7 separate regions of the Mus musculus genome follow, and all the other regions are linked to region 1. A link is a loop called in an ENCODE intact Hi-C map of the cell type or tissue named here. Cell type or tissue: heart. All regions are shown on one strand.

Region 1 (4,000 bases):
CTAATTGTCTTACAAGGCCTAGGCCTGTTTGCCTGCCAAGTGCCTGCAAACTACCTCTGTGCACTTGAAATGTTAGACCTGGGGGATCGATGGAGGGCACCCAGTTTAAGGGGGGTTGGTGCAATTCTCAAATGTCCACAAGAAACATCTCACAAAAACTTTTTTGGGGGGAAAGTCACCTCCTAATAGTTGAAGAGGTATCTCCTTCGGGCACACAGCCCTGCTCACAGCCTGTTTCAACGTTTGGGAATCCTTTAACAGTTTACGGAAGGCCACCCTTTAAACCAATCCAACAGCTCCCTTCTCCATAACCTGATTTTAGAGGTGTTTCATTATCTCTAATTACTCGGGGTAAATGGTGATTACTCAGTGTTTTAATCATCAGTTTGGGCAGCAGTTATTCTAAACTCAGGGAAGCCCAGACTCCCATGGGTATTTTTGGAAGGTACAGAGACTAGTTGGTGCATGCTTTCTAGTACCTCTTGCACGTGGTCCCCAGGTGAGCCCCGGCTGCTTCCCGAGCTGGAGGCATCGGTCCCAGCCAAGGTGGCAACTGAGGGCTGGGGAGCTGTGCAATCTTCCGGACCCGGGCCTTGCCAGGCGAGGCGAGGCCCCGTGGCTGGATGGGAGGATGTGGGCGGGGCTCCCATCCCCAGAAGGGGAGGCGATTAAGGGAGGAGGGAAGAAGGGAGGGGCCGCTGGGGGGAAAGACTGGGGAGGAAGGGAAGAAAGAGAGGGAGGGAAAAGAGAAGGAAGGAGTAGATGTGAGAGGGTGGTGCTGGAGGGTGGGAAGGCAAGAGCGCGAGGCCTGGCCCGGAAGCTAGGTGAGTTCGGCATCCGAGCTGAGAGACCCCAGCCTAAGACGCCGCTGCGCTGCAACCCAGCCTGAGTATCTGGTCTCCGTCCCTGATGGGATTCTCGTCTAAACCGTCTTGGAGCCTGCAGCGATCCAGTCTCTGGCCCTCGACCAGGTTCATTGCAGCTTTCTAGAGGTCCCCAGAAGCAGCTGCTGGCGAGCCCGCTTCTGCAGGAACCAATGGTGAGCAGGGCAACCTGGAGAGGGGCGCTATTCTGAGGATTCGAGGTGCACCCGTAGTAGAAGCTGGGGATGGGGCTCAGGCTGTAACCGAGGCAAAAGTTGGCCTATTCCTCCTTCCTTCTCCAACAGTGTTGGAGGTGGGATGATGGAGGCTAAAAGGCACCTCCATATATGTTACTGCGTCTATCCAACCTACTTTAGGGAGGTGCGGGCCAGGAGAGGCGGGAAGGAGAGAAGGCCTTGGAAGAGAGGTCATTGGGAAGAACTGTGGGGTTTGGTGGGTTTGCTTCCACTTAGACTATAAGAGTGGGAGAGGAGGGAGTCAACTCTAAGTTTCAACACCAGTGGGGGACTGAGGACTGCTTCATTAGGAGAGAGAACCTAGCCAGAGCTAGCTTTGCAAAAGAGGCTGTAGTCCTGCTTTGCTCTAAAGCGCGACCCGGGATAGAGAGGCTTCCTTGAGCGGGGTGTCACCTAATCTTGTCCCCAACGCACCCCCTCCCAGCCCCTGAGAGCTAGCGAACTGTAGGTACAGAACTCGCTCCCATCTCCAGGAGCTATTTTCTTAGACATGGGCACCCATGCATTCTGCCTTCTGGTACTCTCCCCTCCCTGGGAAGGGGTGTAAGGTTCGACGGACCGTGGCCAGGATGCCGAAAGGCTACCTGTGCGGGTCTTCTGCCATGCTGTGTCTGTGCGGACATGCCAGCAGGGCTAATGAGGAGCTTGCGATACTCCAAAGGGTTCGGGAATTGCGGGGTCCTTACACGCAGTGGAGTTGGGCCCCGGGGACTCAGAAGGTTTCCCGCCACGGCTTTGGTTGATAGTTTTTTTAGTATCCTGGTTTATGAACTGAAGGTTTTGTGAGATGTTGAATCACTAGCAGGGTCATATTTGGCAAACCGAGGCTACTATTAAATTTTGGTTTTAGAAGAAGATTCTGGGGAGAAAGTGAAGGGTAACTGCCTCCAGGAGCTGTATCAACCCCATTAAGAAAAAAAAAAATACCAGGAGATGAAAATTTACTTTGATCTGTATTTTTTAATTAAAAAAAATCAGGGAAGAAAGGAGTGATTAGAAAGGGATCCTTGTGAAGTTGAAATTGAAACAAGTCCTTCGTCTATTTACTGGGCTTTAACGTCGAGAGCGCTCCACACACCGCCAAAGGCACAGGATTGTCCGGGGATCCTGAGCGTCGGCGGTTCCACGGTGCCCTCGCTCCGCGTGCGCCAGTCGCTAGCATATCGCCATCTCTTTCCCCCTTAAAAGCAAATAAACAAATCAACAATAAGCCCTTTGCCCTTTCCAGCGCTTTCCCAGTTATTCCCAGCGGCGACGCTGGTCGGGGAATAGAGAAATCGTCTCAGAAAGCTGCGCTGATGGTGGTGAGAGCGGACTGTCGCTCAGGGGCGCCCGCGGTCTCTGCACCCAGGGCAGCAGTGTGGGATGGCGCTGGGCAGCCACCGCCGCCAGGAAGGACGTGACTCTCCATCCTTTACACTTCTTTCTCAAAGGTTTCCCGAAAGTGCCCCCCGCCTCGAAAACTGGGGCCGGTGCGGGGGGGGGGGAGAGGTTAGGTTGAAAACCAGCTGGACACGTCGAGTTCCTAAGTGAGGCAAAGAGGCGGGGTGGAGCGGGCTCTGGAGCGGGGGAGTCCTGGGACTCCGGTCCTCGGATGGACCCCGTGCAAAGACCTGTTGGAACAAGAGTTGCGCTTCCGAGGTTAGAACAGGCCAGGCATCTTAGGATAGTCAGGTCACCCCCCCCCCCAACCCCACCCGAGTTGTGTTGGTGAATTTCTTGGAGGAATCTTAGCCGCGATTCTGTAGCTGGTGCAAAAGGAGGAAAGGGGTGGGGGAAGGAAGTGGCGCGCGCGGGGGTGGCGGTGGGGGTGGAGGTGGTTTAAAAAGTAAGCCAAGCCAGAGGGAGAGGTCGAGTGCAGGCCGAAAGCTGTTCTCGGGTTTGTAGACGCTTGGGATCGCGCTTGGGGTCTCCTTTCCGTGCCGGGTAGGAGTTGTAAAGCCTTTGCAACTCTGAGATCTGAAAAAAAATGTGATGCGCTCTTTCTTTGGCGACGCCTGTTTTGGAATCTGTCCGGAGTTAGAAGCTCAGACGTCCACCCCCCACCCCCCGCCCACCCCCTCTGCCTTGAATGGCACCGCCGACCGGTTTCTGAAGGATCTGCTTGGCTGGAGCGGACGCTGAGGTTGGCAGACACGGTGCGGGGACTCTGGCGGGGCTACTAGACAGTACTTCAGAAGCCGCTCCTTCTAACTTTCCCACACCGCTCAAACCCCGACACCCCCGCGGCGGACTGAGTTGGCGACGGGGTCAGAGTCTTCTGGCTGGAAGTTAGATCCGCTAGGGGTCGGCTGCCTGTCGCTAGAAGCATTATTTGGCCTCTCGGAGACCCTGTGGAGGAAGTGCTGGAGTGTGCGAGTGTGTTTGCGTGTGTGTGTGTGTGTGTGTGTGTGTGTGTGTGTGTGTGTGTGCGCGCGCGCGCGCGCGCGCCCTTGGAGGGTCCCTATGCGCTTTCCTTTTCATGGAACGCTGTCGTGAGGCTTTGGTAAACTGTCTTTTCGGTTCCTCTCTCGGCTGCACTTAAGCTTTGTCGGCGCTGTAAAGAGACGCGTCTTCAAGTGCACCCTGATCCTCAGGCTTCAGATAACCCGTCCCCGAACCTGGCCAGATGCATTGCACTGCGCGCCGCAGGTAGAGACGTGCCCCACGTCCCCTGCGTGCAGCGACTACGACCGAGAGCCGCGCCAGTGGCTGGTGTCCCGCCGAGAGTTCCTCAGAGCAGGCGGGGACAACTCCCAGACGGCTGGGGCTCCAGCTGCGGGCGCGGAGGTTGGCCTCGCTCGCAGGGGCTGGACCCAGCCGGGGTGGGAGGATGGAGGAGGGGCGGGCGGGCTCTTCGGTGAGTGGGGCGGGGCCTCTGGGTCCACGTGACTCCTAGGG
Region 2 (4,000 bases), 72 kb after region 1:
TGACCATAAACTAAGCAAAGCAACTTGAAAAGTTAGCTAAACATTATGTGACTTGAAGATCTGCTTAGGCTTTTAAATATCTTTATAATTTTAGAAGAGGCAAATTGTGGTTGGCATGAAAATGGAATCTAGAAAATATATTTTTATATTGTTCAAATAATGTTTATAATAAAGGCATATATATTAGAGTGCTTTCATATTTTATGAGCGATCTGTGATTATAAAAAATTTATCAATATGGCAAAGACATCTCATATTGGTTTGACTTATCTCTTTATAATTAATCAAATAGGTGGATATATCATATAACCACACTGCACAAAACATTAATGGCATGCTTTTAAAATTGGTGGCAAAAGTGAATGAAAAGTTAAATCATGGCTGCTTCACACTGTCTAACATTCATATCATTGCTTCACTTACGGAGAATTACAAAATTATGATTAAACTGCTATGAGTGATTTCAATTACTCAGAATTACATAACAAAATCTACTCATTCAGATTGCTTCCTTAGGAGCATAGAACAGTTATTTGTGCTTTAGTTCATGACATTTGAAACTTCTTTGTTCGAGTGCCTTGTGGATCACAAGGCTGTAATTTTTCAAAGCCATTTACAGCCATTGCTTCACTCGCTGTTTACATGGCAGAAGCCTCCTGTATTTTCACTTCCCTTGCATAGCATAGGTGCTAAGATGCCGGTGATTGGAAAAACCCCGATCGAAGCAAAGGCTAAAGTTGCCTGAGACTATACTGTCTCATCAGCTTCCCACACAGCCCACAGGCGCTTGCTCTTCCTAGGCCGTGCTCCTGTTTTGCTTGAAGATGTATTTTTGTGTTTATCTGATAGGGATCTTTTTTATCTCCCACTGATGCTCTGTAAGAGGAGGGACCAGTCTATGTTTGGTTACATTTTTTTTGTGTGTGTATATATTCATGTGTATATGTGAACATGTGTTTTGGGGGGCTATGTTGAATGTCTTGTTTTTTATTTTTGAGTGTTTTTGTTTGTTTGTTTTGTCTTGTCTTGTCTTTGTATTTTGGTTTTGTTTTCAAGACACAGTTTCTCTGTATAGCCCTGGCTGTCCTGGAACTCACTATGTAGACCAGGCTGGACTCGAACTTACAGAGATTCACTTGCCTCTGCCTCCTGCATGCTGGGGTTTAAGGTGTTGAATGGCTTCCTCAGTTGCTCACCACCTTACTTTTGGAAGGCTTTGGTTGTGCAGCCTTGTCTGAGGTGGTGTGTCACTGATGGTAGGCTTTAAGATTTCAAAAGCCCATGTCAGTCCCAGCACCCACTCCAACCCCTTCAACTTTTGGATAAGGTATAAGCTCTTAGCTACTGATCCAGTGTCATAGCTCCCTGCTTGCTGCCATGTTCCCCACCTCAATTCTCATTGAAACAACCACAATATATTTCCATGCTGACATCTTGATCCAGGCTAGGCCTCATCAGACACTATTTTGCCTTGAGAAATACTGCCCGACTAACACACAGTCCCTGAATCAAAGCTTAGAAATTAGTCCCAGCTACAGCTTTCTCTGAGCTGAAGCGACGGGATTTGTTGCGTCAGCAGCTGCTGCAGCGACATTGTGCCTTCTCTTGTGTGTCTGCGACTTTCGTGGCATCCCCCCTCTTCCCCCCCCCACCCCCGGTTGGGGGAGGGGACTTTTGTTTATGCATGAAGCACCACTTTCAGTTAGAGTCATGATTATGTGACTTTTGGTATTTGCCCTGTCCTCACTCTGGGCCAACACAAATATGTTATCACACTCGGCCTTCCTTAGCATAAGAATGACTTTGGAAGGCCACAAGATTTTCTAATAAACAATAATGAGGGAAATGGGAGCACCTGCAAAAGGAAGGAAAGCCTCCAACTGCAGATTCGGAGATAAGACATAACAAAGCCATCCACGGTCTTGTGAAGCGCTGGTCTCGTCCAAGAATGTGGAATGCTAGGAGCACTTGTGTGGAATTCCCTGTAGCCAGCTTGTTCCAACACAAGCAATCGGAGCCAGCCAACCCAGGAGCGTTGTCTGCCTCACGGTCACTGAATGAACCCCCAGACATCCAGTAAGGGAGAATCTGCCCAGGAAGGAGAGAGGGGACAAGTTCCTGGCACCTTAAACTTGGTATTAAACTCCAGTGGGTAATGGTGGGAAGAGCCGCTCCCAACCATTCTCCCTTACTGTTCCCGGGTAACCCGAAGCAATCCGCTGATTCTTACAGCCTCAGTCTGACTATTAGAGGCCTGTCTCTGAAGCTTGTTGTTGGGTTTGGGGAGAAAGAGGGTCCCGCTTTTTCCAACTCTTCAAACTTCACTTGCACGTTAATGTTTACCATCCTCATTTTAACCTTCTGAAAATAGTCCAGCCAGACCAGGGGATCTTCAGGTTGATTTTATTGCCCAAATTTTATTTCTCTACTCTTAAGGAAATTTAAACTTTTCCTAAAAGCCTAGGCTGACACTGTCTAGATTTTGTTCTCTTCTTTCACTCTTTGCAGAAATAACTTGTTCAGCAGCTTGGATGTGGCTTAGGGTAGAGTACTGGCCTAAGTGTGGTCAGTGGACGGACACTTGACCCTACTCTGGGGCATAAGATGGGCGGGGAATGTACTCCAGAGTCAGATCGAGCTAGGTTCAGATGGCTTGCATCTTCAGACATCTTGAGCAAGTTTCTTCAACTTTCCAAGTCTTGCTTTCTTCATCTGAGGGAGAAGAGACAATTGCTCTGCTTTTCCCAGTTCTTCCCTTTCCGCTTTCCCTGCCTTCTTCCTCCATCTCCCTTTGGCTCTGCGCCTGCCTGTCCCACCCTCTTCTGTTCCTTTAGTGTGTGGGTAACATTCAGTTCACAGGGATCAAGGGTCTGACTACCTGAGTTTCTGTTTCCCCTGCCTTCTGGCTTCTGTCTCCTTTTGTGACCTCCGAGGCAAGGTCAGAGGACCTGTGTCACTTGGCATGAGGACATTCTGCTAGTTTTTTATAGATTAAATTAGAAGATTCCATCTGTACAGGGCTGCTCAGAGTGAGAAACACTGGATTTCATGCTCCAAAATGAATGTAACAAAATTCAGTCTTTTTAAAAAAAATCAACCTGGGCTTAAGCAGTGGTGATCTTAGATTCACTAAGTGTCTTAGAATGGTCTCCTTTCAGGGATTCTCCTCTCCACTATTATTGAGGAAAGACTGGGGAACTGGAAAGAGGGAAGTGGAGAGACAAAGAGCAAAGAAAGGGGTAAAGAAAATATCTAATAAAAAGTGCATATACAAAAAAAAACACAAAAAACAAAATCCAAGAAAGAGTGTGAATGTGTGTGTGTAAATAGGTGGTTGGCATAATTTGGAAATGACTAATAAGTTACATTTTAGGAGAGGGTTTTATCAGGTTTGTGAAAGTCAAACTCTGCCTATTTTATGCTGAACTTCAATCACAAAGAAGACAAGAGGGTAGAGTTCTATCCATAGGCATGGGTGTCGAAATCAACATAGTCTCACACAGCTGCAGCAATTGCCACGCACCTTAAGTGCCTGCCCCTGCCCCTGCCCCTGCCACTTGCTGTCTTGGCCTAGCACAGCAAATTGAGAAACGGGTTCCTCATAGATGCTGTGACAGAAGGGTCTGTGCCCACTTTCTTGTGGGGGGGTGGGGAGGGGAAGCAAAATGACTCAGGTGGAGTGTGGCATTCTGAAAAGGGGAGGGGAAATGAGCACCCTGTTTTAGGGATAAGTTAGGGACTAGGATGAGGGACACAGAGTGGAGAAGACAAGACCACTGAAGCGAGCAGGAAAGGAAAAATTGCTGCATTGTAGGGGAACAGATCTGACATGAGCATTAAAGGGTGTGATGATGTCATTCTTAGCAAAAGTCCCCTCGCACCCGTTAATGCTTAAGCTCTGAAGAGGTGGACTGGAGTAATTCAGCTGGACACAGCCACTGAGTGCAAACGGCTTCCTAGATTTCCCCATATGTGTTTCTGTCTTAAACTATTGATAGCT
Region 3 (4,000 bases), 180 kb before region 1:
CTGTACCACAGCCATCCCTTCTGGGTGGGACCCCGAGCTGCTTAGATTGTTTCTTTCTGCAAACATTCAAAGACTTTCTTCCTTAGGTTATTGCCTGTTTTAAAGGTGGGGGGGGGGTCGGACCTAAACCTAGCTTTCTCTTTAGTCACCACTGCTGCTGTTTTGGTTCATCATTCCTAGCATAATCTGAATAATGTGAGGTCTAGATGTGCTCGAGATGTGTAGAAAGAAGGAAACTGATCTATCAAAGCAGGTTCACAGAGACCTCATCTGATTCTCTAGGTGTTGATTCATATTAAGGTGGAAAGTCATTTAATTGCCAGGAGGAGGGGTTGGTTGGAGCTTTCCCAAGTGAAGAGAAAGTATTTTGAGGTTTATATGCATTTAAGAAAGAAAGAATGAATAAATGAATGAAAGAAGGAAAGAGAGAGTGAGAGAAAGAAAGGAAGGAAGGAAGGAAGAAAGAAAAGATTTCTGAATTTGGTGAAAGGTAAGAAAATGCAAGGAACAAATTTACCCTTTTAGACAGTGAGAGAGCACACGCAAACAGAACTGAAAGGAAAATGTGTGAGAGAGAGAAGGATGAATCCGGTCATCTCTACTGTCTGATTGAAATTTCACAAGTTAGTCTTTGTATGCCAGGGGATGAAAAAGGAAGGAAACATAGCTGCCCCAAAGAAACGTCATGCTGATAAGTACAGAAAATTTTCTTTAGAAATTACTAGTTATCACCTAAATCTTGCAAACATTTTGGCAAACAATCTACATTTCTGAAATTGTCCTCCCTGATACAGTGACTGTCAGGCTGTGGTGGGCCAGTGCCCTTCCCAGACCTTTTTGATTCCTAACATGGACAGATTTCCACCTTATACTTACAGTTACTGTAGAGGGCATGCTACAGCATTGCATTTTTGTAGTGTGATGTCAGAATCCTAGAGACACAGAGTCAGTATTGAACTGCTATCCTGATTTTCATACTTTCTAACCCAAGATAATGACCCCATGGTTATCCTGGAGGATCTCTGGACATTTGTTCTCCTCAGTGAGGCTTGTAGCAATGTGCTGGGTCATCCCCAGGAGTTGTGAATTCTAGGGGTTACATTTTCTCCCATCTTTTGTCTGACTGATGCCTGAGATGCAAATGGTGGGCTATAGTAAAACTGGAGAATGGTGGGAAACCTTACTTCAAGGTTGAAAAAACTTGTCAGGAAGAAGAGGAAGAGGAAGAGGAAGAGGAAGAGGAGGAGGAGGAGGAGGAAGAAGAAGAAGAAGAAGAAGAAGAAGAAGAAGAAGAAGAAGAAGAAGAAGAAGAAGAAGAAGAAGAAGAAGAAGAAGAAGCAGCCCAAGACGATGGTTATGAAACAGCGAATTTTGGAAACTTCTAAGGCATTGTCCTGATGCTCTCTCTATATATCCCTAGAGCCCTGCTGATGGAATCTAGCAGCACCGTTTTTGTTTCACATTCCTTCTAAACTAGTTGCATCCAGGAGATTCTGCCAGGTCTCGCTGAGCTTCCAGGAATCCATGGTTTGCTTGGCTCTTGGATTCTTCTTAACTTTAAGGAGTGTGCTTTCTCTTCTGACTTTGCTAGTAAGTCATGATGGACTTCAATAAAATCTGGACAAGGAGCCCTAACAGCCACGAAATGCTTCCTATAACCAGCAGGTGGCACTGTGGATACTACAGTGGTGAAAACTGGGATGTAGGCAGCAAAGATAGGGTGGGGGGCTGGAAGGATTAGGTAATGCAGGTGAACCTACCGAATTTGGGATTAACAGGCCATTTTAGACAGCTCTAAGCAGCCCTGGGCTTGCAAAGCTCCTTCCCTCCTTCTCTCCCTCCCTCTCTCTGTTCCCGCCCTCTCTCTGTTCTCTCTCCTCCTTCTCCCTCTTTCCTCCTCTTTTCCCTCTCTCTCCTCCCTCTTTCTCGTTCTCCCTGTCTCTCCCATCTCCTTGTCTCCCCCATATCCTGTCTCCTTCCCTCTCTCCTCCTCTCCCTCCCCCTTCTCCCATTTTCTTTCCACTGGCACCAAACGATGGCTACTTAAACTTTCCTTGCTGTGTCTGCTGCTGTTCCAGGTTGAGAAACAGACTCAGGAAGATGTAGTGAATTTTATATCAACATCTACTCACATTATGAGACCACAGTGTGTAAATTCAAGGATGGTGTGTAGAATAGGTTACACTCTATGCTCATGACCCATTGTCCCACTAGGGACACAGGTTATTTTGGTTTATTTAGTTATATCAAGGAGATCAGGACATTTCCCTGATCTCTACTTGTCTCAGTACTCTCTGTCATGTGTGGCTTGTTTCTTTAGAAATTTATTGGAGAGAGAATTATGTAAATCAATTTTTAGAAGATACCCCTTCTCTGAATAAATTTTCGTACTTTTCAAAGTTCACGAGGTAGTTGAATTGAACAGAGATGGCCACAACTATTCGCTCCAAGACACCAGCAAAGGCACAAGGCTTATGGGATTCTCTTTGAAGGAAGGAACTTGTAATCAGAAACAACTTTCTCTGTAGCTTAGACCAGGGGCCAAGGAAGGCCCTAAAGAGGAAATGTAATTGCTCTCAATATGGCTTGCAACATGGAGGACTCTTGGGAACACCAGCCCTACCATCAGAAACATGGCCTCCTCTGCATGGATGAGCTGTGTTCTAGGGCTTGGTGGTTGCATTACCATTTTCTGCTTGCAGCAGTAGAAAGCAATTTTTTTCCCAATGGAGTTGGAGCCCATCTTTCTAAGAAGAACCAAAGGGGTTGGAGTCTGAAGGTGTTGGAGCCATCTTTCCAGGGGAGCACTGAAGGGGTTGTGGGTCCAGGGAGAATTGCTTCTGTCATCAGCGGTTGGTCTTTTTGTTATGGGAAAGCCAAAGGACTACAGAGAAAGGGATGAAGAACCACAAAACTGGATTTAGAACAAGGGGACAGAAGTCACTATGTAAAGGTCGGGGTCTTGGGGACCAGTTTCTATAGTCCGAGTGTCTCTCCAGTGTCCAGAATCGTACACATTTCTGCCATCCCCGTGCTGTGGGAACTGAGGCAGGCAGCTTGAGAGCTGCTCAGGAAGGATGTTTTGGACGGTCACTCTGTGTGACTGGACAGTTTGACCTACTAAGGGGACCTTGGAATGGAAACTGGTTTGCTATCTATCAACAAATAGGGCTGCTTCTGACTACTTCAGCAAGCTTCTCTCCAGCTTCTTGGACACCTTGCCCTCCTTGAGCCCAAAGCCTGGGCAGCCCTCGAGCTGCAAAGTGGAGCAAAAGTTCCCTGTCACTTCCTCTTCTGAAGGTTATGTCTGCAGACACTGGCTCCCATACCCCATAATTACTTTTTCACATTTTTTAATATAGTAACACATGGTTGGGCTTGTGGTACAGGGACCAAGTGATACCTCCAGGCCATGAACGCTATAAATAACTCCAGGGATCATTTTATATGGTTAGGGAAGGAAACTGCTTCTCTCTTAAGAAGTTGTTCCAAGAGGTAGGACTTGGGGACCAATGACTTATATTTTCAAGAGCCCCTTGCCATTTCTATTTCTCTATATAGCTCAGAGATCCTATCAGTATCAATGTATTGGCTTGTCAGTCAGTCTTATATCATGTTTTGGTGTAAAGTGGTTCTTGAGGGCATTTTTGTCACACATAGAGAGAGGCAATTATGTGGGTTAAGCTGTGAACTCCTGTCTCCTGAAGGAGGGCTCCTAGTGGGTACTCAGGGCTGGCATGTCGCTGGGTAAACCCCTCACTTGAGTCAACACTTGAGTAGACAGTAGCACCTTGTGCCACTGACCAAACAACAATAACAACAAACAAACAAACAACCCCCCAAAAACCAAAACAGTATACCACCCAAGGCAGTCTGATCTTTGAGCTTCCTGAGAAGAACAATTGAGAATATTTCTTGTGTTTCAGCAACTTCAGCACACATTGGCCCTTTTTTTCTTCTTAAGTTACCTTAGTTCACTTAAAATAAAACTAAGGTAGAG
Region 4 (4,000 bases), 84 kb after region 1:
TCCTGTGGCTTTGATTTTTTTTTTCTTGTTAGTTCCTATATATAAAGATTAGAAACCGCTTCTGGCTATGTGGAATTACATGCTTTTAGATGAAATCCAATCCATTGTAAAAGGCTTTGTTCAGAGCCACACTCCTTGTTGAATTTGGATGACTGGGAGAGAGACAGTAATGAACTGGGAACAGAAATTGTGTTGCTCAGTTTAAAAAAAACTGTGGCAATGATTTTTGGGAAAGACCAGGCAAACTCAACACCAGTGGGTTTATTTAAGCCTTTTAAGGAAAAAGAGGAAATACCGGGGAGATAATTAAAAGTGCAGCCCTGCCTTTGCCTCTGGAATGCTTTTGACTGTGGTCTATACATAGGCTATGCCATTACGAAGGTGGGGGATTTAAGAAGAATTTTTGGCATTTAACAAAATGATGGTTTTGTAATGATTCTTAGTATGCTCCTCTATGTAACTTGTTTAAAATAAATCTTTAGTAGTGAAAAGGGGAAATTATTTAGATCTCATGAGGGATTGGACATTGATTTCTTCCTTTTTCTTTTTTAAAAATGTAACTGGTTAAATTTTTGGAGAATTTCTGAAAACTTGTTACTTTCTCCCAAATGGTAAATTACCTGATGCTGTATGGACCAGGAGGGGCTCTGAGACAGAAGGGCGAACACAGGAGCGGGGGATGTATTTGTAAGTCAGCCACAGAGGGAACTACTGAGCATAACATTTGTTCAGAGTGGGCCGGAAATGTACGCTCCTTGTGGCTCACATCTGTGGACAAGAACTCCAGACTCTGCTGAAGGGTCACGTGGATCCAAAGGCAACAGATTCTTCAAGTGTTTGAGTTCTCTGTGTTACACCCTGGTGTCTCTTTCAACTCTTGGAAAAGGCAAAACATCCACAAAGACCCTGTTATTGTTCTTTGGAGTCACCTATGCCTGGCATATCTCCTCCTAGATGTATTTAGCAGATTTTTGTCTTGGTTTGTGTAAATGAGTTTCATCTCAAAGTAGCCATGACACTCCTGTGTCTAACCCCACTCTTAATGGATAAGCCTTACTCCTGAACTTCCTCCTTTCCCGGTCTGAGGCCTTCAAGCACTAGCTGTTCTTCTGTGTTGAACATTAGCAGTGGACGGTTCTCAGGAGTCATGCAAAGATGGGAAATGAGGTTTTTTTTTTTTTTGTTTTTTTTTTTTTATTGACTTGGCTGGGAGGTGTTCATATAGAAGGGATGCTGGGAAAAGAAAATGAGCAGACATTCTAGGGAAGTGAGGTAATTGTACTGTGCAGGAGGTGGTTCCGGAAGTTTCCGCTAAGATTGCGCTTCGGTGTTACCAAACCTGAATCTCCCAGTTTTGGACTCATTGCTATATGATAGAAAGAGCTTTATGAACATTTAGTCGTCCCCCCCTATAGACTCCTCCAATCTCCAATGAGTGTACTGACTGACTACTTGTGTTTTTAGAAAACTCTAACTAAAAAACTACAAAGAAAAAGGACCCCCTCCTCCACCCAAAAAAGATGATGGCTTCATTGAGCTAAAACCCAGATGACTCAGTGAGACCTCTGTTAAAGAGAAAGCCGGAAACACTGGGCTAAAGGGGGAGAGTTTCATATGAAATGAACTCTTAATACTTGGCAAGGAAGAAAACCATCAGCACGGAAGCTGGTAGCAGCAGGGCGAGTACAGACAAGGGAGCTGTGGGAAGAGAGACAGGGCAGTGTGCAGTCAGCCACCGCTCACACACAGCATATGCTTGCTGAGTGGAATGAAGTATCCTGTAGGCTGCAGTTGCCAAGTCTTGGGCTGGTTCCTTTTAATGTCATTTGTATTAGGCTTGAAAATTTGCTTTGAAATCACAGGAAGAAAGACTCTATATAAATGAACTGGCTATTGTTTTCACTAATATTGTTATGCCACTCTCAATCCCCAGACAACAATTGAACCTAAGCAAGTATCTGTCAATGGGGCCCAAGGTCAAGCAAGGTCATTTCTGACTATAGTCAGACTTTACGTAAACTCCTGGAATGGAAGCAAGGAACTCTAATAGTTTTTGAAGGTACACCCTTCATAAAAACACTATTTGGAGTGAGAGAATGCACGGAGAGAACATTATTCTTTTTCTTCAAAGGGATATGCTACTCTCAGATGCATATCCTTCTTCTTTTTTTTTGTCTTGGAGAAGGAGTGACTTATTCTTAGGTAGACAGGATTTCTCTCCGTCCCCTGGCTAATGCTGAATCTCAGATTCTAGGTGGGTTTTTATTCTGAATTCTGATGTTGTTAGGGGCAAAGGAGGGCTCATAACTGTTCAGTTCCATGAGGTTATGTGAGGATGGATGCAAGCTTTTAGCCCTTGTACTTAAGACTTCACAGTGAGAAGAGGAAGTACTCCACACGCCACCAGATGTGTGCCTTCCTTGTTACAATATGTCACCAGGCCTCTGTGTTTTCCATCTATTTCTATTTAAGGATTTACCCAGCCATGTTCGTTGCAGTTCAAACTGAAGTCGTGCAGACATGAAGCTTGAAATTCCTGGTGTTCCTGCATTTTGTAATAAAACAGTTATTAATTAACAAATAAGAATTCTCACACTTGGATACACCATATTGAGATGCTAAAGAGAGCTTGATAATAAAGAGGAAGAGAGGGAAAAAGAAAAAAAAAACCGAGAAAGAGAAGAGAAGAAAAGTCAAGAAAAGAAATCACCCAGTATAAACTTGTAAACAGCAAATCCCAAATTCGGGGACAATGACACTGAAGACCAGCCCAGGTCCACAAATTCTACAAGGTCCACAGCGCCACTTGCAAATGTGCTTCTTTGCGGGATATATGTTTACTAGAGGATATAGAAAGTAGCTGCAATGAGAGCCAACTTTACCCAGAGTTAATGGTGTGATGTTCAGATCTATCTGTTCAGCCACAGGCAAACTGCAGAGAGGATTGCCATGCATCTTACAGGGGCTGCTGGCTCCAGGCTCAGCATCCTTCCCTTGATGAGGTCACTCCACGGTGATGGCCCTTTCCATCAATAACTTAGGGCAGCAAAACACTTGCCCTTGCCCAGCAGAAAGGACCACATAAGATGAGAGAGGGTCTTCTCCCGCCTGTGCATATGTACTTCTGAATGATGGTCTTTTCTCAAGTAGGAGTAGTTCTGACATAGAAAGCCACACAGATGAATGTGAGCACTAATTGATACAGATACTATTTAAGGAGTCTCATCCAATACTTTTTAAGACAGGCAGGTAATATTAAGTAAGCAGCGTGATCATAATGGGCTGATAGCAAGTGGCTTCTCTCAGGGTTATCACAGAGAGAAGGAGACTCAAGCATATGCACACACACACATGCACACACACACACATGCACACACACACACATGCACGTGCACACACACATGCACACACACATGCACACGCATACACACATGCATACACACATGCACACACACATGCACACACATACACACATGCACACACACACACATGCACACGCATACACACATGCACACACACACATATACATGCACCGCTCCACATTCATATCTCTCAAGCTTCTGGTCTTACAAGAGAAGTCAGAAATTTGAGATCTTTGTGTAAAATGTTTTTACCAAAACAATTAATTTTCTTTTTAGAACATTCTGAGGACCACACAAACATATCTGTGGTATAGACTACAGCCATTTATGGTTTGTAGCTTTAGTGTGACTAAACACACAAGGCCTATATTGCTATGAGGGAAATGAATTATATTATTTTCAGTCCATATTCATGAACTCTTTTTGGCTTAGATCATTTTGATAGAGAATGGTAGTTGCTGTGAGAACTTTAATGCATTATTAGGGATTTTTTTCCTTGTCAAATGCAGCTTTCTTAGAGTAGGTTCTTGGGGTTCCTGCATTTGTTTCAAGTCCTAGAATATCCTTGGGTTACTCCTCATGCTTAATTCATCTGAATTCTAGGACAAGTGTTTGTGTCTCATGATCAATGTGAATAC
Region 5 (4,000 bases), 400 kb after region 1:
ATTTATATGAACTACATAAAAGAAACTTAGCATTGCCAGAGCTTGCCAGACAAAAGTAGCCCTTGTGATTTCCGTTCATTAACAGATTCACTCAACTTCCACTGCATGCTTTGCACCAAGACAAACGTTTTAATGGTAAGAAACTCATAATGTGCAACTCTTGCCTTATAGACAGGTTGACTCCAGTTGGGAAGATGCACAAATTTGTGCTCATGAGCGCACACACACTTCTATGTACACGTGTGATCAAGAGCCAATAGTGCTCACTGCATACAAAAGTGGCTTAGTTAGTGGCTGAGATGAAGTTGTGATCACTACTATCTTAATAGTGTAAGACGTTGTCATGGAAATTATGGGCATGATTCCAAAAGATGAAGTGATGGACAAAGATCTCATTACTCACAGGTGTATGCATCTAATTGAAAAGAAATTTGTGTTGACACTCTATTACCCTGGATAAATATTTGTATTCCTTGACATCTCTCCTCCTTTGTTTACTCTTTATTCCACACCCATCAGCTGCTTCTTTGCTCATAGTACCTGTTGCTATGATTTCTACATGTTATACCAGACATTGTAAGTAAAAAAGTGAGTCTCAATTTCTGAGACCCAAACAAGATATAGTATATGAATGGTACATTCTAATGTGTAAGTAATATAGCCTCATCCAGATAGAAAAAAAAGGAGATAGATTGATAGGTGATTGATAGATAGATGTAGAGATATAGATAAATATGGATTTTCCATAGAAATTGTATTGAGAGTTGTAAGCCCTGCCTCTTGAGAGTCAAAACAGCCTACTATAGAGCAGTCTGTCTCTGTGAATGAATGACTTAAGCTAGATAGTATCCTGGTATGCATGCTTTGTAAATAACTCTTTAACATGTTTATAAACCTACCACTCTAGCCTTTTATTTTCTGCTCCTAAACTTTAGCATTTCCCTTGTTAATTAGGCTCAGCCCTAAACAACATATTGTGTTATTAAGAAATAATTACATGAAGACAAGTAAATTAAAATCAGGTAGAAATCTCAAGGTGTCCTTGGTATGGTAGTATACACCTGCAGTGCCAGCATGAGTTAGATTAAAGAAGACGAACTCCAAGTTTGAGGCCAGCCTGGGCTACATCATGAGAGCCTGTCTCAATCCTACATCCTACACTCCCCACCCCAAAGCAACTGCAGGATGTTCACAGCATAGTTGAGATTGTTTTTGTTTTTATTCTTCTTGGGTTTTTATGGCTTATTACAGTGCAATAGTACTGTGACATGAATGCCTATGATGTGAGAGAGGTGACTAGGGTGAGGGCTAGACCGTTTGAGATGAGAGTCTTTTTCCAGAGCTCAGAAACTTTCATCTTTATCTCTAAAACATTTTGGCTTTGTTTTTCTTTACAAATCAGTAAAACGTTTTGCCTCTGTGTTAAGCCTTATTCAGGGAAATCAAGCTTGTATCTTCCTTAACAAATTGCCTGCTTTCTGTATCACAAACATAGACAACTGCTTTCATCTATCAACCCAAAATAGAAATAAAATTTACAGCCTGTTGTTCAAATTAGGCCAGCTGTGAATTCCTCTCAGCTCAGGGAGGTTTTATGGCCAACCATTCTTAAGAAATATGTGTTAATTTTACCAATTGAAATTTTATTTATGAAGAAATTCCATGTACTCAGGAGGATGGCATGGATAGGCTGGCTTTGTTGCAAATGAGTAACCCAGATCCTATAAAGATGGAAGAAGGGCCCAAGATGCCCCTTCAGTGAATGAAGCACTGGAATTTATTTTCCCACTGAGGTTAGGGATAGCCAAGACCTCATTCGGGGCCATGCGTCTATAACCTACCAAAAAGCTGGAAGACAGTCACCATTTCTGAGATAAAGCAATGATCTCTATGGTTTAAAAAGATGAAATACATAGCTAAGACTTGAGCGATTAAGCAAAGGCTACAAGAATTCATCTCTCAGCTTTACTCATTTCTGTCACTATTTTATATACACTGAAGCTGACTTCAGTAATGGAAGGCATCCACTTCCTTTATGTATGTGAATTATGTTTCTGGGGCTCTCAGCATGAGAGTGGTACAGAATTCTTGATAGGCTGAAGAGAGGGGCCACAGATTTTATAAGTGCCTTGTGCTTTTCCTCTCAGAACCTGCTTTTCACATTTCATTTCTTTCCCTGTCTTCCTCATCATTCTTTTTGTGGTCAGTCGGGTTGCCACCCAAACCCACAGTGACACCTGCTGGCTAATCAAATATGGCCCGACTTGCTGCAATCAAAGCAACCCAGGGAGTGTGTTAAACTAGCATTAACTACTACAAGATTCTTTCAAACTCAGGAAGGTGAGAAAAGCCTGAATGACTATGGTTAAGGGTTGTTTTGGAAAATCTTCCCGAGGCAGTAAACATGTAAAATGTAAAAACTGTGGGTTTCTTTCTTTTCTTTTCTTTCTTTCTTTTTTTTTCCCCCCTTTGAGAGTTTTAAGTACAACCTGGACCATGAACCAATTATTTAATTGTGAGATAGAAGTTATGCAAATAATTCATGGCAAGTCACTCTTTGTAATGTTTGCATCAGTCACATTTTTATTGCATATGGTAGCACGTAACCATCACGAAACAAAGTTCCCCAAAGAACAGAATACGCACATGGACGGTTCTTTTTTCTCTCTGACACAAAGGGTTAAGTTGTTAGACTAACACAGTCCTTCTTAGGATTCTTCACAACTTTCCCAACCTTTGAGGAAGTTTCTTTACTAAAAAATATTGATATTTGCTCAATTGTAGGGATTTTATACATGAGTAATTTTGGTGGGGTACCTTTTTGTGGATGTTTGCTTTATTTCAAGCAAATCCATTTCTGACTTGAAAGGACAAATTCTGTTTTGTTTTGTTTTGTTTTGTTTTAAAGACAACAGGGATTTTTTTTTTAATGTGGGGACATTTCTTAAAATATTGACATTTTTCATTCAAAGGTTAAACTCGAGGAAAAGCTTCTCCATACACGGGCTCATAGTTGAAACAAGAGGTTGTCCCCAAAGGCTTGTAGCAGCCGATGTGTACTGGACAGAATTCTTGGCCCTCTTCATCCTCGCTGTGTGTTCTCAAAGCCAGAACTTCATTTAAGCATGACCTTAGAAGATGAGTGATCCTCTCAGCATTTCCTGGTATTTGGGGAAAGGAATGTTTTTATTTGACTGCAGATGTCACTGGGTTTACAGGAAGGATTTGGTAACACATTCATGCCAATACTGCACTTACCCCGGATTTTTGCTCTGTAGGAAGAACACATGTCAAGGCTCACTGTTTGTTAAATGGGGAGGTTCAGTACACCAGAAGCGTCTATTATAAACATTGTGACTCCGTGCAATTTACAAAATGTTCTATCTCCATTAAACAATAAACCCTTGACCCCAGAGCTCAGTTTGGGGATTCTGTGATTCGAGAAGGTACACATAATGGATGGCGATAATAAATGAAGAGGTCAGAAGGTTAAGAAAAACTGTTTAATTATTTCTCTCTCTCGAGTGTGTGGGCTGCAGATGAAGGTGTGTTTCGTCTGCGGTCCTCCTGGAGAAACCCTGTACGGACGGGACCCACCCAGGCAGGCCAGGCCAGGCAGGGCAGGAAAGCAGGTTGCTGGCCCTCAGCTGTGTTTGTGAACTCGTCGTCTCTAGATACCCTTCCATCTCTGAAGCTTTGCAGCTTCTGCCAGGAGTCCCAGTGCCAGGCCCTGGGTTCATCATCTGTTTTCCGAAGAGTTTGGATTTGTTAGCATGAGAAATTCATTGCTCACAGTTGCTTCCCAGCTGTGGCACTGGTGAGTGCAGCCTTTTTGCCTTATTTATTTGTTGAAAACTATGTTCTGTCCTCTCTTGGAAGTTCTCTTATGTAACCAGTCCTGGATGCAAGCCCTCGGGCACTCAGTCTCAGGCCCTCAGCTTGCTTGTCAGTGAAAGACCTCCCCCTCGAGCAGACTCCTCACTTGAACTTCACAAGGTCA
Region 6 (4,000 bases), 310 kb after region 1:
TTGGTCCTCGTCTGATCATAACATTGAGTGAAAAGGGGACCATTTCAATCAGCCATTTCTTGGCGCAAAAGTGTGTACTACAGGTTCAACCAAGAGCCCAGTCCTCCAAGTTGGCTAGCTAGAAGTGGCTCACAAGTAAAACTAATAAAACAAACACCGATGAGAGGAATTAGATAGGTAAGGTTGGCTGAAGCAGCCCTGTCATGCACACAATGCCACACAAAAGACAGGACATACCTGAACTTGACCTAGATGTATGAACGCCGGGCTGAGAACCAAGTGTCTAGTAAAGCTCTCACTAAACTCTCTGTGAGCTACCAGACTGCATGTCTAAATCCCCCATGAGTCCCTAAACTCTGGGGTAAAGTGGGGCACCGTCTTTTCCCCAGAATCAAAAGCAATTTCTGAAGTCTAGAGCGAACTCGATAAGCACTTGCTGGATTTCGTCTCGTCACATTTAAAACCACCTCAGTCCCAAGACTCCACAGATGTCTTGGTGGTAGGCTGGCACCATCTCTGCCCTTTTGCTGAGCTGAGTAGAAACTTAGTAGAGAGGAATAGGCACTCCCTGGTCCGTATAAAGCTCCTATCCGACTTCTGTGAGCCTTTGATTGCTTAGAGTGATTTCATTTCCCTGACCCCTTTACATTACTATCTAAAACCTTTAGAGCTAATTAGAAGTGGGAGGATCAAAGATGATATATTTTAAATTTGCTTCCCGCCTCACCCACTTAAAGAATCCTAAGTAGCCCATTAAGCTGGAGGCACTTGCTGACAGGAAGGGAAGCATCTGGTGAGCAAGTTCTCTTAATTACATTGAAACATACTAACAAGAATAGAGAACAGTCCTTAATGACCTCCCCTTTGGTGGCGGAATCCACTGCAGAGTGGACAGTCATGGCTCAGAGCCAAAACCTAATGGTTAGCACTGGCACAGAGCACTCAGGCTCGCTAGGACTTAATAATCTTCTCTCCACAGAGAAAGTGTTTTAAGCATCCAGAACATAAATCCTACCACCTGCATGTAACCGAGCTCCAAAATAGTTATTTAGGGCATCACTTGGAACCCTCAGTAAATCCACCTGAGTGTTACCTTCTCCGTACCTTTCTTTGCTTTTATACATATCAAATAAGACCAAAGCTTTGCATTTTGTTTCAACCAATAACAATATTTAAATGCGACTTGGCAAAGTACTGATTTAATTATTGCATACCCCAAAGGGATAAAGAAACACAAAAAATAATTATCCTCATTATGACCTGGATGGGTTAATTATTTATAATAACATTTGTAATTCCACATTCAGCTGAATCCTCCTGCCAACTCTGTCACCCGTGCAAAAAAAGCAGAGTGAAAGCTTTTCTGTCTAGGTTAGACATATTTTCAAAATATCCGCACTTCTTGTTTCATTTATCTCTGAGTTTGATAGAGATTTTTAAGTGAAGGCTGGAACGGCTTAGCAGGAAAGATCACTTACTTCTCTCCCAAAGTACCTGGGTTCAGTTCAATTCCCAACATTCACACTGGGTAGTGTACAGTGACCTGTAGCTCCCATTCCAGAGGATCAGATGCTCCCTTCTGGCCCCTGTGGGTACTGCATGCACACACATGGTACACATGAACTTATGTAGAAACATATAAAAATATGTAAGTCAATCACAAAAAAATTTAAGTGGCTTTCACAGTATGATTAAAAATTAAGATTTTAAAATTGGTATTAAAAGTTTAAAAGAAACTGGAAAAGCAAACAAGGGAAGAAAATATCTTCACACCAAGAGTAGTGCTAGTACAGAAATATGGATATGATAAATTCTTACCTGGATGTGGAGTGACAGAAGCCTGACTCTAAACTTCCCAGTAGCCCACTCAGAAGACTCATATGCCAGAGGGAGCACTCAGCACACTGAGGAGGAAGTTTAAACTCATCTCAAGCAAGTGTGCTCCCCAGTACATAAGAAATACTCAGAATGACTCTCTGTAGTAGACTCAAAATATGTATGCAAAATAAAAGGAAGGTGGGAAGGAGGGAGAAAGGAGAGAGGAAGGGAGAGAGGGGAGACAGGAATAAGGAAGAAGGGAGAAAAGGAGGGGGAAGGGAAGGAAGGAAGAAAGGAAGGGAGAGAGGAAGGAAAGGAAAGGGGGGAGGGAAGGAGGAAGAAGGAAAGGAAGGATAAATGGAGGAAGGAAAGAAGAAATTAAAAGCTCTATGACTAGGAACCCTCGTTATTAATATCCTAGAAGATAGTAGATCTGCAGTGAAGGTGAACCAGTAGCATGTTATAGTTTAATAACCCTGGGTATTAGCCAAGACACTTTCTGTAGAATTTCTTGATGTGTACTTAAGGCTTTTATATCTATATAACAGAATTCTTATAAAGGTAGGTATGTCCAAGAGATTGCACAGAAGTAACAAAATAAGGATTGTTTGTCCCTAAATCATCCCATCTGTACCCATTGGATGATGCCCAGCCGTCTTTGCAGACACATGCATCAAGCAGTTGGCTAACGGTCCTTGTAGACAGGATGTCTCCTGTTTCCATTTGAAGTTTACTCCTTATTAAAATAGAAACACTACTAATTTGTCCTACTTATTTTATCTTCCTTTTGCATACAAAGTTCCCCTAAACCGAAAAGAAGTATTAAATCACTGTTAAGAGACCTCAAAATATCTTGGTCTTCAGTGAATTTCAATGATTTGGGAGGGGGAGACTAACCTCAACTGTTTTGAAGCATTTTATTCTCCTCCCCCTCCAGCTATCATCTACACAGTCACCTCCAAATATTGTCTGAACACCCCGACACACTATCTTTGAAGTTGGCCTTGCTTGAGCAGATTTGCTGAACGCTAGGTATACACCTACCACTCAGGATTAGAAGCAGTCCATGTGACAGACTTAATCAGTCCCTTGGTTTCTCAGACACACAGCTGGTGCTGAATTCTTTCTTGCTGGTGTAATATTGTAAGCGTCTTAAAATTAAAGCTGCCATTAAATTTCCATCTTGTTCTTCAAGTAGGCTGCTTTTTTGGAAATAGCACATGTCCGCAGTTTTATGTGTTGGTGCCAAAGAGATATTTTCTTCTACATCAAATCTTTCATGTTTGGAAAGAATAGCCCAATTGAATAGAAAAGCCAGGGAAGAATCCAAGTTGTTGGATCTGGGCAATCGCCGGTTCCCTAGAATTATTGGTGAAAATAAAAATATGACCCTCCTTGGCAGGTATACGCGACAGATGCTGCATTTAAAATGAAACGGAGAAAAACATGTGGGATTTATAGAAATTCTCTCCCTGTCCAGATTGCCTGGCCTCTACGAGTCAAATGTCACTTCTGCAGCACGTCATTTGCCAGTTCTTCAGCAAAACAAACAATCTTTCTAAAAGTCTCCCTCCCAAGGATAATAATAGAGCAGGGATGTCATGATAATCAAGAGAAGGGGCCTGCAGCGGCCGCCAGATTTTTTACAGGGAAGTTGAAGAGAGGATGAGAAAACGGAACAAGAGGCAGAAACTCTGTCGAGCCACAAAAGTGAGCCTTGAATCCCAAGAGTTCCTCATCCAGGGGAGATTGCTGGTGTGGCTGGGCAGACAGAGGTTAGGTTATCAGTGAACAGACGGATAGCTACCCCACCTGTGAAGAGACCTGATGCTCTGTTCTCACCTTCTTAAGCAATAGTCAAATTCCCCGCTTCAGGCCCACAGCCATAGTCACCAGGCAAAAATGGATGTCAGAGTTTTAAATTTGCTGTGGCGGAAGTAAAGCACAGAAAAAGACATAGATTAAGCCTTTTATCCCTGATAAGGAACTCTGAGGGGCGTGTGCTTAGGGTGGGGTAGTCTAACAGCCTTATACCCCCCAGTCGTGTAGTCTCTCCTGAGCAAGTGCCCTGTCTATTCAGTCTTCCAGGTCTCTTCTGTCAAACGCCATGGTATCCTTTTATAGTCAAGCAAGAAAATGTGAATGATACTGGGCTGTGGGCAAAGTGTGTGTCACTGAGTGC
Region 7 (4,000 bases), 150 kb after region 1:
ACAGCACCCACACAAACAATGCAGCACCCACCTAAATGTAGCACATTTATTCTTCCCTACACAGCAAGTGAGGGCTTCAGAATACATGTAAGAAAGACCCTTCAGGAAAAGATTCATAGCTAAACAAAACACTTCAACTGACGGCTGCTTAATTTATCTTGCCAACATTATCTGGGTACCCCTCCAGGCCAGCAATATACTGGCACTGAGATCCAGGCCTGGTATTATTCGAAGTCCATTTCATAAATAAAATCCATCTATTTGACCACCTCCTGACTTGTTTTTCTCAGGTAACTCCCAGAAGTTGTTTGCAGTTGGTTGGATTTAGAAATGAACTTGAATTTCCCTCTTAGACTTGTGTCTATGCAGGAGGAAGGTGCCAGTCACCAGTGAGCATGGTAGCCTGAGTGTTACCTCTTCTGATCTCAGAAATATGTGGCCTTTCACTAGAGTTCCTTATTGTGGATGGCCCTGGTGACCTCTGTATTTTGATGTTAATTCTGCTTTCCCAGGAGGGGTTGTCAGGAAGAGGACTGAGTCACTCAGGTGACTTCTTGTGAACCTTCCCCCAAAAGACTAAAGGGGACCAATTATGGGGCGAGTAGGCAGGACGTCCAGGTTGGATGGAGGAAGAGAGGAAGTAGGAGAGAGTTAGGAGCTTTTTGGATGGGGATAGTGAAAGGGCAAGATGTAGCTACTAGTGTCTCCCGGCTTATATGGCGAATCCACCAAGATTCCCACTGGAGGATTTAGATTTAATGTGGCTTACATGATTAGGATTCTAGTTGTTGCGCCCAGCGATTGAGTTACCATTCTTTCTGAACTAAGTTTGTGTGGCATTTTCCTTCATACTGTCATCTGACTCAGTTCAAGAGGGAAGGTATGGTGGCAAATTGTGGATTTGCCAGATGTTCACCACAAAGGCATGGGGGTTTTAAAGCATGGGGCTGGCATCATAGCGACCTGCCAGTGGGAACTTAGTGAGCCGGGTGGAGAATTTTCAGGCCAGAGAGTCTCCACAAGATAAGAATAGGCCGGGAGACCACCAGGGCTGAGAGTAGCTGGGTATATTAAGGGAACTTGCTCTCTTTTAATATTCCCCGCAACAGTTCCTATCTCTGTAACTTCCAAGGACACAAAGGCATGGCCAAGGTGGGATGCATGAGTGGCTGTCCTTGTTCTGTACGGATATGAAGCACTTCATGCTGCAGAGAAAGGAGCTGGCAGAGCCTCCATCAGTCTGTTTGCAGAAGAGCAGCTGGCTGTAGCTTCACTGCAATAAAGTGTTAGAATTAATAGCCCTCATCTGTTCCCATTTTGCTAACCCACTACATCAAGCACCACAAAATAAATACATTAATTAAATGTCCCTCTCTTGGAGGCATTTGGAAAATGGAAAAATGTTCATTTGCAGCAGGGAGGGGGGAAAAGCAGGGAATAATTACAATCTTGAAACTTCTACAGTTGGAAGAACAATAAAAAGAGTAGAAATGACTGTAAAATAGTCTGTTCTTGGCATCACTTAATTGGCCTATTTATTTTTCTGTCTCTGAAACTGTCTTTAGTGACACCTACTGATAAGAGCCAATCGGAACCGTGGTCGAATTCCTTCAGATTGGACCTGCCAACAAACTGCTCAGCCCTCCAGATGTTACCGCTTTGTGAGAAATAAGAACTCAATAAACCAGGCTCACCCTTCCTCCTGGGGTGAACACAAAGACAGTCAGATATGGAAAATCACGGCTCAGCACCGTGAACAATGCACTCAAGTGAGGGGTTGGGGCCGGTCTTATTTGTCTTGGTGGAACAGACAGCCATGGAGCCTGATGCAAGAATTTTAGTTGGCAACTGTTCAAACTCTGACTATACATTGCAATTTTTCAACCAAAGGAAACCTGGGAGCTAGGAAAAAATGGCCTTTTAACAACAGGCATGAGACACTCATGCAAAGGGTTCGGTATGTATCTCACATGATGTTATCATGTGACCGTTCGACCTTCTGTGTTTTCCAGATTTTATCCTCTTGTGTTATGTAACAGATCAGAAAGATGCAGCAGTAAACAGCCCTACGGCACTTCCGATTTGTCGATGAATAATCTCCAGTAAGCACTTGCTGTTCCGGGAATAGAACAAAATGAGCTAGAGTGAATTAGTTCTTGTCCTCAGACCAGCGTGTCCCAATCTTTCTTAATACAGGACACACTTGTGACCTTGCTGTGGGAAAAAGAAAAAGAAATAATAAAAAATTGTGTTATCATCATTTTTCCTGGGCCAGCCCCTATCCAGCTGTCTATTCATGCAAACCTTCTTACCTTCCCTGTCTGCAGCCAAACTTGCTGAGAATACCTGATGTAGGGTCATCCAAGTACAAGATGGGAGGCCATTTTCTCATTACATAGTCCCTAGGAAGCCTTTGGCAGGCTAATATGCAGTGTATATAATGGATATTGGCGAGTTAAATGTTTATAGTATTTAATTCACTGGTTTAGTCTCATATAAATGTTTAACATTGTATCTAATATGTAATAAAATTTTTTTTGAATTCACATCTAACAAGGTCATCTTATTTGAACTTGTATTTGTGGCTGTGGCCATACCAGCTTGAATGTGCCTAATCTCACGTGAACTTACGTCTTGAATCTGGGGACATTCAGGAAGCAGCTGAGCCTTTGCCATCACTTAAGCTATCTCCCTAGCTGCTCAGTCTAGCATTCTAGAGAGAATTGCCTTTACCAATAGTTCATGTTTTTAATCTGAGTGTGGGAGACAGGACTTTTAATTTCAGCCTTACCTTCCAATTTGTATATCATTTAGATGCTAATTTATTAGAAGTAGGAACACACAGTGTTCTAGAATGTATGTAGGACAAATATTGAAAGTCTTGCTAATGGGTCACAGAACATGTAAAATTGACAATACTGAAGGATAACAACAAAATAAATGATGACTTTTTTTTTAAAGTCAACTACCATGGCTGGGCAGATTGCTTTGTGGGTAAAGACCTTGTTATAGTGAGAGGACCTAATTTTAAACCTCCCAGACCCAAAGGAGAAGCTGAGATTAGTAGCTTCACCTGTTATTCCAGTGCTTCTATAGCAAGGAACTGGGTGGGCACAGGAGAACCTTGAGGCTGGGAAACAGCAAATGGATTCTGTCTTATATGATGTAGAAGTTGAGGTTCAACATCTACTGTGGTTCTCCACCCTGTACTGTGTACTGTGGACATATGTGTGACCCTAAAGGGGGGGGGGAGGAAGGGAAGGAGGCAAGGAGTGGGGAGGGAGGGAGAGAGAGAGAGAGAACGCGCACACACACACACACACACACACACACACACACACACACACACACACACACACTGTCCTCAGAGGAAGTAAAGTAGGTGCAGAGATGTAATTGGATAGGAATAATCTCAAATGTTCTATAACATTGGGGAAAATATGGCTGATGGCAATCAGTTGAGAATTTGCATAAAGAAATGGTATGCCTGAGATGGTACATATGGGAGCATCCTTTATCTGATCATCATACACTGTATGCATATATTAAAATGCCACATCCCCAAATCTGCAAAACTGTCCACGATTACTGTGTGTCAGCTGACTTTTGTAGGCTTCCAAGTTAGAATTATTTGAGATTCAGTTTAGTGAGTCTTCAACCAGTGGTGTTCATTACTCTGAATAATATGGATATTGAGGAAGTATTCTTGTGGCTTGAGATGCTTGTCATGGAGCCTATATAAAGTGACCCTCTAAAGAGTAAAGGTTTAGGGAGACTTTCCCTGAGCCAGATACAGAGCATAGGATGGCCCTGCCTCCCCCTGCTATGCCTACACACACTGTCTCCACTCTGCACTTCTCCACTTTGAATCTGGAGGAGGGAAACAGTTTCTCTTGAAGATGACTGCCTTGCACTTGAAATGCTGTAGACGTCAAGAAGTGCATTAGATGGGGAGAGCTTCGGACAGTGGTTCTCTGCCTTCCTAATGCTGCGTGCAACC

What was found. A loop is a pair of places that touch in the nucleus more often than their neighbours do. Peaks named below come from ENCODE experiments on the same cell type or tissue, not always from the same donor. Only the 100,000 strongest peaks of a DNase experiment are listed, where the experiment ranks them.
Region 2: a loop joins it to region 1, with 5 times the contacts of the local background. A loop is called at or near these places in 8 of 42 quality-filtered maps.
Region 3: a loop joins it to region 1, with 2.3 times the contacts of the local background. A loop is called at or near these places in 8 of 42 quality-filtered maps.
Region 4: a loop joins it to region 1, with 4 times the contacts of the local background. A loop is called at or near these places in 8 of 42 quality-filtered maps.
Region 5: a loop joins it to region 1, with 4 times the contacts of the local background. A loop is called at or near these places in 14 of 42 quality-filtered maps.
Region 6: it touches region 1 in a loop (2.0-fold over the local background); 4 of 42 quality-filtered maps call a loop at or near these places.
Region 7: it touches region 1 in a loop (2.3-fold over the local background); 5 of 42 quality-filtered maps call a loop at or near these places.

Annotation. Positions count from the first base shown.
Region 1 is chr14:46,387,343-46,391,342 of GRCm38, reverse strand. It overlaps Bmp4 (bone morphogenetic protein 4), which reads left to right and starts at 674. Exons shown (of 4, transcript NM_007554.3): 1 at 674-1,039. Gm15222 (predicted gene 15222) reads right to left here and starts at 3,865. Exons shown (of 1, transcript NR_166856.1): 1 at 2,061-3,865. RefSeq lists promoters at 1-991, 1-991, 1,042-2,999, 3,092-4,000, 3,643-4,000. In heart, a CTCF peak has its summit at 2,435; DNase peaks (open chromatin) are centred at 652, 2,552, 3,182, 3,962 and 1 weaker place; H3K4me3 peaks cover 3,653 bases; H3K27ac peaks cover 3,692 bases; H3K27me3 peaks cover 1,224 bases.
Region 2 is chr14:46,315,526-46,319,525 of GRCm38, reverse strand. No RefSeq gene overlaps it. Among named protein-coding and RNA genes, the nearest start is that of Gm15217, 62 kb to the left of the region's middle. In heart, no CTCF peak of the experiment used is centred here; DNase peaks (open chromatin) are centred at 1,845 and 2,805.
Region 3 is chr14:46,562,851-46,566,850 of GRCm38, reverse strand. No RefSeq gene overlaps it. Among named protein-coding and RNA genes, the nearest start is that of Rubie, 11 kb to the left of the region's middle. In heart, a CTCF peak has its summit at 1,656 (motif pointing right); a DNase peak (open chromatin) is centred at 1,520; H3K27ac peaks cover 809 bases.
Region 4 is chr14:46,303,173-46,307,172 of GRCm38, reverse strand. No RefSeq gene overlaps it. Among named protein-coding and RNA genes, the nearest start is that of Gm15217, 74 kb to the left of the region's middle. In heart, no CTCF peak of the experiment used is centred here; a DNase peak (open chromatin) is centred at 1,652.
Region 5 is chr14:45,992,098-45,996,097 of GRCm38, reverse strand. No RefSeq gene overlaps it. Among named protein-coding and RNA genes, the nearest start is that of Gm34499, 230 kb to the left of the region's middle. In heart, a CTCF peak has its summit at 2,247 (motif pointing left); DNase peaks (open chromatin) are centred at 2,237 and 3,907; H3K27ac peaks cover 477 bases.
Region 6 is chr14:46,074,505-46,078,504 of GRCm38, reverse strand. No RefSeq gene overlaps it. Among named protein-coding and RNA genes, the nearest start is that of Gm34499, 140 kb to the left of the region's middle. In heart, a CTCF peak has its summit at 1,586; no DNase peak of the experiment used is centred here.
Region 7 is chr14:46,238,344-46,242,343 of GRCm38, reverse strand. No RefSeq gene overlaps it. Among named protein-coding and RNA genes, the nearest start is that of Gm34499, 19 kb to the right of the region's middle. In heart, a CTCF peak has its summit at 1,575 (motif pointing left); DNase peaks (open chromatin) are centred at 1,663 and 2,103.